Linked DNA regions of Homo sapiens: region 2 is linked to region 1. A link is a contact called in ENCODE Hi-C or POLR2A ChIA-PET data. All regions are on one chromosome and are shown on one strand. Each heading gives the region's core, a stretch centred on a gene start or an enhancer-like site at or near the end of the contact. The rest is flanking DNA. Distances are from core to core; before and after follow the strand shown. Region 1 holds the start of SLC25A25-AS1 (SLC25A25 antisense RNA 1). Region 2 overlaps SLC25A25 (solute carrier family 25 member 25).

What was found. A loop is a pair of places that touch in the nucleus more often than their neighbours do. ChIA-PET counts read pairs that join two places held with the same protein, here RNA polymerase II (POLR2A). Pooled maps may share reads with other maps.
Region 2: a map of gastrocnemius medialis shows a loop between it and region 1 (3-fold over the local background). The contact joins the enhancer-like site here to the promoter of SLC25A25-AS1 in region 1. A Hi-C loop is called at or near these places in 11 of 168 maps with a recorded cell type or tissue (B cell, K562, PC-9 and 7 more), 15 of 37 single-sample maps with no recorded cell type and 22 of 50 pooled maps. POLR2A ChIA-PET finds 5 or more read pairs at or near these places in 27 of 52 experiments (A549, B cell, CD4-positive, alpha-beta T cell and 22 more).

Annotation. Positions count from the first base shown.
Region 1 is chr9:128,117,383-128,123,145 of GRCh38, forward strand. It overlaps SLC25A25-AS1 (SLC25A25 antisense RNA 1), which reads right to left and starts at 1,352. Exons shown (of 5, transcript NR_033374.1): 1 at 541-1,352; 2 at 328-453. It overlaps PTGES2 (prostaglandin E synthase 2), which reads right to left. Exons shown (of 7, transcript NM_025072.7): 5 at 5,552-5,752; 6 at 4,980-5,097; 7 at 3,311-3,891. The coding sequence ends at 3,763.
Region 2 is chr9:128,078,913-128,083,997 of GRCh38, forward strand. All of the region lies in intron 1 of SLC25A25 (solute carrier family 25 member 25), which reads left to right. Among named protein-coding and RNA genes, the nearest start is that of SLC25A25, 13 kb to the left of the region's middle. Within about 2 kb of position 3,444, at least 15 of the 41 ENCODE cell types and tissues checked have a DNase peak (open chromatin) inside an H3K27ac peak, as active enhancers do; they include gastrocnemius medialis, where a contact is called at or near this core.

The sequences.
Region 1 (5,763 bases), core at 102-2,601:
AAAATGACCACAGGGGCCATGCCGTGACCTGAGGATGGCACTAATGGGCCATGGAATCCTGGCTTGGGGCCCGTTCCTAAGAAGAGACATTTCTTCTTCTTTTTTTTTTTTTTTTGAGAGGGTCTCACTTTGTCACTCAGGCTGGGGTGCAGTGGGACAATCATAACCTCACTGCAGCCTCAAACTCCTGGGCTCAGGTGACCCTCCCACCTCAGCCTCCTGAAGTGCCGGGCTTACAGGGATGAGCCACTGTGCCCAACCTCAAGAGACATGTTTTTTCCTAGCCACTCATCTTTGGACCCTTACAGCTAAGCCCATTTTACTTACAGATGGGCAGAGTCGCTGGGTAATGAGCGTGCCGAGATTCATTCCCGGAATTGGCCGCTAGGTGGCAGCAGCAGGCCCTGTTGCCATCTCCTACGAGGCTTGGCGGGCTCTGGCGCCCTCTGGTGGCTGCGGGAAAACACGCCAAGAAGTCTGACGGAGAAACATTGGGGAAACTGAAGTGGAGTTGTTACCTCTTGGGAGAGAGATACTCACGGGGAGAAGCTGGGCCTAGGTGGTGTCCCGCGGTGGCCTCAGGCTGACTGGCCATTCTCCAGCCTGTCAGGTCTGATTAGCACTCGGGAGGCGGGTGTAGGCTCCTCCCCATCTGCAGCAGCCCCGGGGAAAGAGCCCTAGTCCAGGACTCAGGCCCCTGTTCCCAGCGCGGTTTAGCTGCCAACCGGATCTCCTTCTGCAAGAGGGGAAACAGAAGGAAACTTTATTCCCGAGTCTGTGAAGCCAGGAAAAGGGGCAATGCCTGGTGGGTGGGAAGGCATCTACACCCGGGGCCTCCTAAGTAAGACCAGGACCTCGAGGGGAGGCTGGAGGAGGAGCCACAGCCCGCAGTCACTGGGCTGAGCAGGAGGAACATTCAAAAGGCCTGGGAGCACAGGGTGGGGTGCTGGGCAGTGAGACCTTCCCCTGGCCTCCATGTCATGGACAGAAGGTGGACGCCTTGTCACAAGCTGACCACATCAGATGCTCTCTTTCGGGACTTTGGGACTGAGAAAGAGAGAGGTGAGTCAGTCCCCGTGTGCAGCTGGAAAGGCATCAGGTAACCCTGGGTGGGGTCTGAGGATGGCAGGAAAAGCCTGTCTGTGAAGGGAAGGGAAGTGAGAGTGGGGAGCAGGGATGGAGGGATGCTGGGATGGAGGATGGAGGGCACAGGGATACAGGAATGGAGGGATGGAAAAATAGAGGGATGCAGGAATGGAGGGATGAAGAGGTGCAGGGATACTGGGGTGGAGGGATGCAGAGAACGGAGGCATGCAGGGATGCTGCGATGGAGGAATGCAGGGATGGAGAATGTAAGGGTACAGGGATGGAGGATGGAGGGGTGCAGGGATGCAGAGATGGAGGATGGAGGGGTACAACGAAGGAGGGGTGCAGGGATGGAGGGATGGAGGGGTGCAGGGACAGAGGGATGCAGGGATGGAGGGATGGAAGGGTACAGGGATGGAGGGTGCAGGGATGGAAGGATGGAGGGGTACAGGGATGGAGGGATGGAGGGGTACAGGGATGGAGGGTGCAGGGATGGAAGGATGGAGGGGTACAGGGATGGAGGGGTGCAGGGATGGGGGACGGAGGGGTACAGGGATGGGGTACAGGGATGGAGGGGTGCAGGGATGGAGAGATAGAGGGGCACAGGGACGGAGGGGTGCAGGGATGGAGGGATGGAGAGGTACAGGGATGGAGGGTTACAGGGATAGAGGGAGGCTCCTCCTTCAGTGCCCCATGGTATTCCTGGCCTAGTTCCTGCCCTGCTGAGGGAGGTACCCTGGGTCCCTGGAGCAAAGGCCCCTCAGGACTTTAGACCTGGCCAGTGAAGTGGAAATGCCGTTCTGGACACAGTGGTGGCTCTGGGTGCCCTGATACCTGTTGGCCTCTCAGAAGCGGCTGCTGTGACTCCTAAGGCCACAGATGGGCACAGCCTCAGGCCTGGCTGCCTCCTCTACCCTGCAGCCCAAGTACCTGGAGTTAACACCCACAGAGGGCACACAGTGGGGGCTGGCTGAAGGACTGTGGTGCATCCAGGCGGCAGGGCACTATGCGCCATGAGAACAAGCCAATGTGACATACGCCGACAGGCAGACGCCCAGGATGGGGATGAGAACACAGCCGGTGGCAGACCAACCCCGTGGGAAAAACGGAGGTCACCAACTGCACAGCCACCTGCTTCCAAACGTCACACTCCCTGCCTCGAGCGCTCACTTCTACCTTACTCAAATGGTAGCTATTACAGGAACATGAGTTATTTTGTTTTAAAAATACTAATAAAGAAAATAAAACTTTAAAAGTTTCCTGGCTGGGCGTCGGGGCTCACTCCTGTAATCCCAGCACTTCGGGAGGCTGAGGCGGGCAGTTCCCTTGAGCCCTAGAGTGCGAGACCAGCCTGGGTAACACAGCAAAACCCAGGATCTACAAAATATAAAAAACAAAAAATTAGCTGGGCATGTTGGTGTGCACCTGTTCCAGCTACTTGGAGGCTGAGGTGGGAGGATCACTTGAACCTGGGAGGTCGAGGTTGCAGTGAGCTATGATTGCACCACTGCATCCCAGCCTGGGTGACAGAGCGAGACCCTGTCTCAAAAAATAAAAAAAAACAACAAAAAAGTTTCTCAAGAGGGTATGGGGACGTTGCCCAGTCCCCCCAGTCGGAAGGGCCAGTGGGTGGAGTTGGGCTCACTGGCCTCTGGAGGGTCCCTAGCAGGCCACCCCACCTCAGTTAAGTCGGGACTGGGGAGCCCCATCCTGGGTACTCTGTGCAGGAAAGGGGGTCCCACCCACAACCCACACTCACCCTGGAAGGCAGAGCCTCTTCTCCCATAAAGCCTGGCCCAGCCTGGAGCTGAAGCCCGGGGCCGCCACCTGAGAGGGCTTGGTTCTGTCTGTAGAGCAGGGGTCTGAATAGCCTGGTGCCCTGGACCAGGTGACCCGGCTCTGTGCACTGCACCTGCTCCTATCACTGAACTCTCCCACAAGGCGGGGACAGACGAAGAAACTGAGGCTTGATGAGTGACCCCACTGCAGAGCCCCACCGTGGGTAGGGTGCCCCGACCTGCACTCTGGCTGCTGGGCTCCACGGCCCAGCTGTGTGCCCTGAGTGGTATCCTGGGGACGATGCCACACAAAGCCTGCGGAGCCGTACCGTGCCTGACACCTGGGAAGCCCCAGGCCAGCGGTTAGTTACCACAAGGGCTGGCACAGCCCAAGCCTGATGCCTCCCTTGACCGCCAGCCCCACGCAGCACTCAGCCACACGGAGCTCCATGAGATGCCTGCCATGACAGGCGCCACAAACCTTTCCTTTATTGCAAACATGTCCCAGTCCCGGGAGGCTTGGGAAGAGTGGGAACCAGGGGAACCCAGGGATGGGATTCCACTGAAAACAAACCGTCCTGCTGTCCTGTCGAGGGCCCCCACCCACAGGATGTAGCCATGGGACAGCCACTGAGGGTCCAGGAAGAGGGGCGGCAGAGCAGGGAGGCAGGGACAGGGAGGGGTCGCCCCAGGGCAGTGGCAGGGCTGGAACTCGTCCCTAACATCCCTGAGCCCCAGCAGGTGCCCTGTGTTAGAAGCGAGAGGGCTGGTGGGGGTGCGTGGACAAGGGGCAGAATGATCCTGCCCCCAACCAGTATCGCCAGGCGCTGGCCCAGTGGCCCCAGGCCCTGGCAGCTGGCGTCTTCCGCTGCCTTCCCTCTGCTCTGCGCGGGGACATTCAGTGCGCTGGGGAGGCCTCGGTGATGGCCCTCTCCACCCGCAGGTACCAGGGCTGGATGTGCGTGTGCTGCATCAGGTCATCGAACGCATCCAGCCCCTCCATCACACGCAGCACGCCATACACCGCCTGGGGCACGAACAGAAACGTGTCACCATAGCTGGTTTGACAGGCATCCAGACCTCCTTCGTTCCCTGCCAGCTGTGTGGCCAGGTCCCGTCCCCTCCCCCCTTGGAGCTCGTGACCCACTCAAGGGCCAACAGCACAGGTGAGGGTTTGAACAAAGCATGTGGGGTGGCTGCAGGTCTCGCCTGCTTCACATCTGTACCCCCTTTTCTGGGCCACAGACCCTGCCCCCCAGCAAGTTTCCTTGGGATAAATGCCCTCCCCTCATCTCAGGTCCTGAGATGGGGGAGAAGAGACCCCACCACCCAGTTTCAAGACCCAGGTCACCCAGGGGCAGGACAGTTTTAAAAATGAGCAGTGGGCCAGGCACGCTGGCTCACGCCTGTAGTCCCAGCACTTTGGGAGGCCAAAGTGGATGGATCACCTGCGGTCAGGAGTTCGAGACCAGCCTGACCAACATACTGAAACTCTGTCTCTACTAAAAATTCAAAAATTAGCCGGGCATGGTGGCACAGGCCTGTAATCCCAGCTACTCAGGAGGCTGAGGCAGAAGAATTGCTTGAACCTGGGAGGCGGAGGTTGCAGCGAGCCAAGACTGCACCGCTGCACTCCCGCCTGGGTGACAGCGTGAGACTTGGTCTCAAAAAAAAAACAAAAACAACAACAACAAAAAAAAACAAAAGGAAAAAGGGCAGTGAAGCCAGGCCAGTGAGACGCCCTCCCAGGGGTTTTCTGGGAGAAGCCTGGAGCACCGGACCCAGCCCGCCTGAGGCTGAAGCCAACTCCAGGGAGGGCAGTGTTGATGGCGACAGGTAGAGCTTGGGCTCTGGTAACACCACCCGGGCCTCTGGATCCAGCAGGGCCCGAAGCCAACCCGTTCCCTGAACTTGTCAGTTATGTGAACCAAGGCGGTTCCTGGTCATCTGTTTCTCTCCTGGAGCCACTTCGAGGCGAGTTTCTGTCCGTGATGGCAGAGAGAGGCAGGTTCCTCTGGCAAGATGCAAGCACCGTCCAGGCTTTCCCTTGCAAACCTCCCCCACTCTGAGGACAGAACCCTCGGTCCAGGCACCACCTGCCACCACCACACTCACCAAATCAGCGAGATTCGGCTTCTGGCCCCCCATGAAGGGCCGGTCCTTGCCCACAGCAGCCACCCACTTGTCAGCAGCCTCATAGAGGTCCTCGCGCACGTTGTCCTGGAGGCGGTGCCTGGGCGGGGAAGGGAAAAGCCCCTCAGGGGAGCCCCCACTCCCAGCCCAGCAGGGAAGAGGGTCTCCTCTGGGGAGAGGGGGGAGGTGTGGAAGCCAGGACGGCACCCCAGGTGAGAGCATCACATCTGCAGACGCCTCAGGGAGCATCCGTCCCAGACGGGGAGGCTGTGGTAAAGGCAAGAGACCAGGCCAGGGAGAAAGCCACAGAGGAGGCGCCAGTCAGGGCCCAGGCTTCCGGCTTCAAGGCCAGCCCTGCTGTCCCCAGGGGAGGTGAGCAGGAGCTCTGGGTCCAAGTCCCATCTTGGCCAAGGGACCCATAATCCATAATGCGTTTCCCACCTGCCCTAGGCCTCGGCCTCCCGCTGGTCTCCTGAGGGGTGTGATGGGATCACCACTGCTCGTGGCACCGGAGGCTCGGGGACAGCAGGCCCCGGATGTGCACACACACTTGCCTGCTCTTGAGTCGCTTGCTGATGAGGTACATGGCCGCTGCACCCATGTACTTGGCCACGGCACCCTCCACGGCTCCGAACTTGCCCTCGCGGACAATGTAGTCAAAGGACGCCAGAGCCTCGGTGGGCGTGCGGTACACATTGGGGGAGATCAGGTGCACCAGCCAGTCGTCCGCCCACTGCCGCCACTTCATCTCCTCCCTGCGGGCACG
Region 2 (5,085 bases), core at 2,194-4,693, 36 kb before region 1:
GTTTATGACATTGACATACCTGTGCATAACTCTGTCTCAGCATTTTAAGGCCCTGGTGGTGCACAGGAAGCCGTGACTAAAATGATAGGTACACTGTTCCTAATACGGGATATAAAAGACTCAACACCACACCTGACAAAAGAAGCTGTTGTCTTAAAGATGCATCTTCCTTTAAAGTAAATGAATAACAAAGGTAGGCCATAAGGAGCTTCTTATCTACTTTAAGCTCTTGGCTGGCTTTTCCAGGAAGTTTGAGGAGATAAATCATGACTCATTTTCTGCAGGGTCAGTGGGGAAACTGGAGAGGTGGCTGTCCCTGTTCCTGCCGGTGCCTGAAGCTTTCAGTGTTGTTCCATCACACTCTGGCTCCATACCTTTCCTCCTGTCCTCCCTCCCTGTTGGCTGGAGTCTAATGTGACACTTCTTCCAAAACACAGAACCGCCTACATTGTGTAAGAAGACTCTCAAAAACCATTGATTGAAATGCTGCTGATGCCAAAAAAAAAAAAAAAAAAAAAAGGGTGGAGAGAGGGTAGTTTAGATCACCAAGAATAAGAACCAACTGGCTGGGCGTTGTGGCTCACGCCTGTAATCCCAGCACTTTGTGAGGCCAAGGCAGGTGGATCACTTGAGGTCAGGAGTTCGAGACCAGCCTGGCCAACTGGCAAAACCTTGTCTCTACTAAAAATACAAAAAAAAAAAAAAAAAAAAAAAATTAGCCGGGCCTGGTGGCGCATGCCTGTAATCCCAGCTACTGGGGAGGCTGAGGTAGGAGAATTGCTTAAAAAACCCAGGAGGGGCCAGGCGCGGTGGCTCACGCCTGTAATCCCAGCACTTTGGGAGGCCGAGGCGGGCGGATCACGAGGTCAAGAGATTGAGACCATCCTGGCCAACATGGTGAAACCCCGTCTCTATTAAAAATACAAAAATTAGCCGGGTATGGTGGTGCACGCCTGTAGTCCCAGCTACTCGGGAGGCTGAGGCAGGAGAATCGCTTGAACCTGGGAAACAGAGGTTGCAGGCAGCCCAGATCGTGCCACTGCTCTCCAGCCTGCTGACAGAGCGAGACTCCCTCTCAAAAAAAAAATTAGCTGGTCCTGGTGGTGCGTGCTTGTAATCCCAGCTACTGGGGAGGCTGAGGCAGGAGAATCGCTTAAAAAAACTCAGGAGGGGCCGGGCATGGTGGCTTATGCCTGTAATCCCAGCACTTTGGGAAGCTGAGGCAGGTGAATCACTTGAACCTGGGAGGTGGAGGTTGCAGTGAGCCGAGATCACGCCACTGCACTCCAGTCGGGGCAACAGAGTGATACCCCATCTAAAAAAAAAAAACAAAAAAACAAAAAAAAAACCCACAAAAAACCCAGGAGGTGGAGGTTGCAGTGAGCTGAGATCGTGCCACTGCACTTCTGCCTGGGTGACAGAGCAAGACTCCATCCCAAAAAAAAAAAAAAAAAAAAAAAAGAACCAACTGTCTGTTAAGTCCTTATCTGTAGAGTAGATAGGACACAGTGGAATGGTCCTGTTGGTTAAAACCAGCTATGGTACACACCTTCATCAACCTTGTTGGGCTTTTTTTTTTTTTTGAGACGGAGTTTTGCTCTCATTGCCCAGGCTGGAGTGCATGGAGGCATGGAGTAGCTGGGATTACAGGCATGCGCCACCGTGCCCGGCTAATTTTTTTTTTGTATTTTTAATAGAGATGAGGTTTCACCATGCTGGCCAGGCTGGTCTCGAACTCCCAACCTCAGGTGATCCACCCACCTCGGCCTCCCAAAGTGCTGGGATTACAGGCGTGAGCCACCACCCCCAGCCATTGTTGGCCTTTTCTATCCCACTTGCCCAAAACCCTGTTGTTGCTTTTGGTTAAGGCCTTTAGATTGAGTTGGAATCCATATAATGTTAGAACTGGAGCGTTTTCAAGGTTGTTCAGTTCACTCCCCACATTTTACAGGCTGGAGAAGTTAAGCAATTTGTCCAGTGTCCTATAAAGGCATTGTAGGGGGGATCTTAGGGAGAAAGACAAGGTTCCTCAGCACCCCTTAGTGATGCATTTATGGACACAGTTAACTTTTTTCCTTTTTTCATTCACGACTTGGGTGTATTTTTTGTTTGCCAGAGTCTCTTCCTCTCTAACCTACAGAAGAAGGAAAAATAGGATCTAAAGGTAGATAGTTCTATAGCTAAAGAATTCCTTTTCTGAATTGTTTAGGAGAGCTGGCTTGGTTTAAACCAGCTATTAGCCGGCATTCATCCAGTTGCCCTCCCACCCTGAACAGCTGTGCTGCGTGTAAGGCAGCCCAGGGAGGGTTTCACCCCCTTGACCTCTCTCCTGCCTGCAGTCCTTGTGCAAAGCAGAGCAAGCAGCTGGTGAGAGTTAAGTTTGTGTTGAGTCAGATCATCTCAGTGTGAGTGCAATCCTGAGATCTGTTTTCAGAAACTAAAAACATTTTATGTTGCTTTAGTAATAAATTTGTTGGTTTGCTTTTTCACGTGGGAGAAGGAAAGGAGAGGATAAGGACAGGGTGGGTACAACAAGTAGGCTCACATGGACGAATTGTGTGGCTCCCACTGGCCAGTGTTGGGTTGCTTCAAAATTTTTTGAACATTTTAGGTGATTGGGTTGTCACATGCTGGCCTCCATACCATATTCACCCCCTGCTCCTTACTCTTGGTGCACATGTCTAATCTAAAGGAGAATCATGCTCTTATAAGAGCAGAAAAAGAAGAGAAATTAGGCCGGGCACGGTGGCTCATGCCTGTACTCCCAGCACTTTGGGAGGCTGAGGTGGGAGGATTGCTTGAGGCCAGGAGTTCGAGACCAGTCTGGGCAACATAGGGAGACCCAATCTCTACAAAAAATTTTAAAAAATTAGCCAGGCATGCCTGTGGTCCCAGCTACTTGGGAGGTTGAGGTGGGAAGATCCCTTGAGCCTGGGAGGTTGAGGCTGCAGTGAGCCATGATCATACCTGCACTCCAGTCTGGGCAGCAGAGCCAGACCCTGTCTCAAAAAAAATAAAGTAGAAATCCCATATTTCCAAGCAGACCCTTGCTTCTGTAGAACTTGACTTGTTACATCTTAAAATCCTACACTTAAGAGTTGGGTAAATTTTGTATGCCTCTAACTTTCTTGTAGAGAAAAGAAAAAGACATCTTTAATATGCATTCACCTTGAACTTGGGACCTCGAAGGGGACTGGCTTTTCACCAGGAGTAAACAGAAGCCATCCACAAGACTGAGGGTTTTCATGCCGGACTTCTCTTTTCCTTCCACAGTTACAGGAGTTTTCTTTAGGGAGTTTTTGTCAAAGCTAGATTTTCCGGTTCTGTTTCCTAAAATGGAAATAGATCATGGATTTCCTTTTTTCATTATTGCAGTTCTGTCATCTGCCATACCTTAGTTTCATTTGTGCCAAATGAGGTGAGTTGTGGCTCCTCTTCATTGTCCAATTGTTGCTGAGTCACATCAGGTGGGCGTTTAAGAGTCCTGCCTTACAGCCTGAAACTCCAGCCGCCCAGCGCAGGCAGCACATAGGAGCTGAGTTTTTCCGTTGGCTGATTGGTTCATTCCAGCGGAGACTGACATTCACCTGCTACAGTCCTGCCTCTGGAATAGCCTGGCACTGCCATATATCAGTATATAAAAGAGAGTCTTCAAACTCTTGACTCCTGTACCACCCAAAAATAATTTTGAAAACAGCATATCCCCTTGCACATTTTGTACATCTGCTTTATTATTTTTATTTTATTTTATTTTAAGACAGTCTCGCTCTTTGCCCAGGCTAGAGTGCAGTGGCGCAATCTTGGCTCACTGCAACCTCCGCCTCCCGGATTCAAGGGATTCTCCTGCCTCAACCTCCCAAGTAGCTAGAATCACCACGCCTGGCTAATTTTTGTATTTTTAGTAGAGATGGGGTTTCACCATGTTGGCCAGGCTGGTCTCAGGTGATCCACCCACCTCCGCCTCCAAAGTGCTGGGATTACAGGTGTGAGACACCACGCCCGGCCTGTACATCTGCTTTACATGTTTTTGTTTGAGGCCGGGCGCAGTGGCTCAGCCTGTAATCCCAGCATTCTGGGAGGCTGAAGCGGGCAGATCACAAGGTCAGGAGTTCAAGACCAGCCTGGCCAACATGGTGAAACTCCATCTCTACTAAAAAATACAAAAATTAGCCGGGCATTGTGGCGGGCGCCTGTAGTCCCAGCTACTCAGGAGGCTGAGGCAGAAGTATTGCTTGAACCCGGGAGGTGGAGGTTGCCGTGAGCCGAGATAGTACCATTGCACTCCAGCCTAGGTGACAGAGTGAGACTCCGTCTCAAAAAAAAAAAATAAATAAATAAAAGTGTTTTTTTTTGTTTGTTTTGGTTTGGGTTCTGGTTTTGGCCAAAATCTTAGAGCTGCATATATGACTCATTTAATTTATGGAAAAGGCCTTTTATATGACCATATTGGCTGTGCCAGTCCTCATCAAATCAATCAGCCTAATCATTCTGACTTTCTGTCAAATAAAATCTCGCTTCATCTGTTAACTTTCTAAAAAGTGTTACTACTCTTCCCTCTCATGGCTTCTGAGTGTTAATATTTCTTTTTTTTTTCTTTTTTCTTTTTTTTTTTTTTGAGATGAAGTCTTGCTCTGTCGCCTAGGCTGGAGTGCAGTGGCGCGATCTCCGCTCACTGCAAGCTCCGCCTCCCGGGCTTACGCCATTCTCCTGCCTCAGCATCCCGAGTAGCTGGGACTACAGGCACCCAACACCACGCCCAGCGAATTTTTTTTTTTTTTTGTATTTTTAGTAAAGATGGGGTTTCACCGTGTTAGCCAGGATGGCCTCTATCTCCTGACCTTATGATCCGCCCGCCTCGGCCTCCCAAAGTGCTGGGATTACAGGCGTGAGCCACCGTGCCCGGCTGAGTGTTAATATTTCTAAGATAGGTACTAGGCAGTTAAGCAAGGAGGTGATGAGACCTGGAGATTGCCGTGGAGTTGGTCAGTCCTGAGAACTCGCTTTCTGCGTTGTTCTTCTAAGACTCCCTTGGGCATCTCCAATTGTCTTTGTGTGTGGTGCTCCAGGCTCCTTTATACTCTGGGC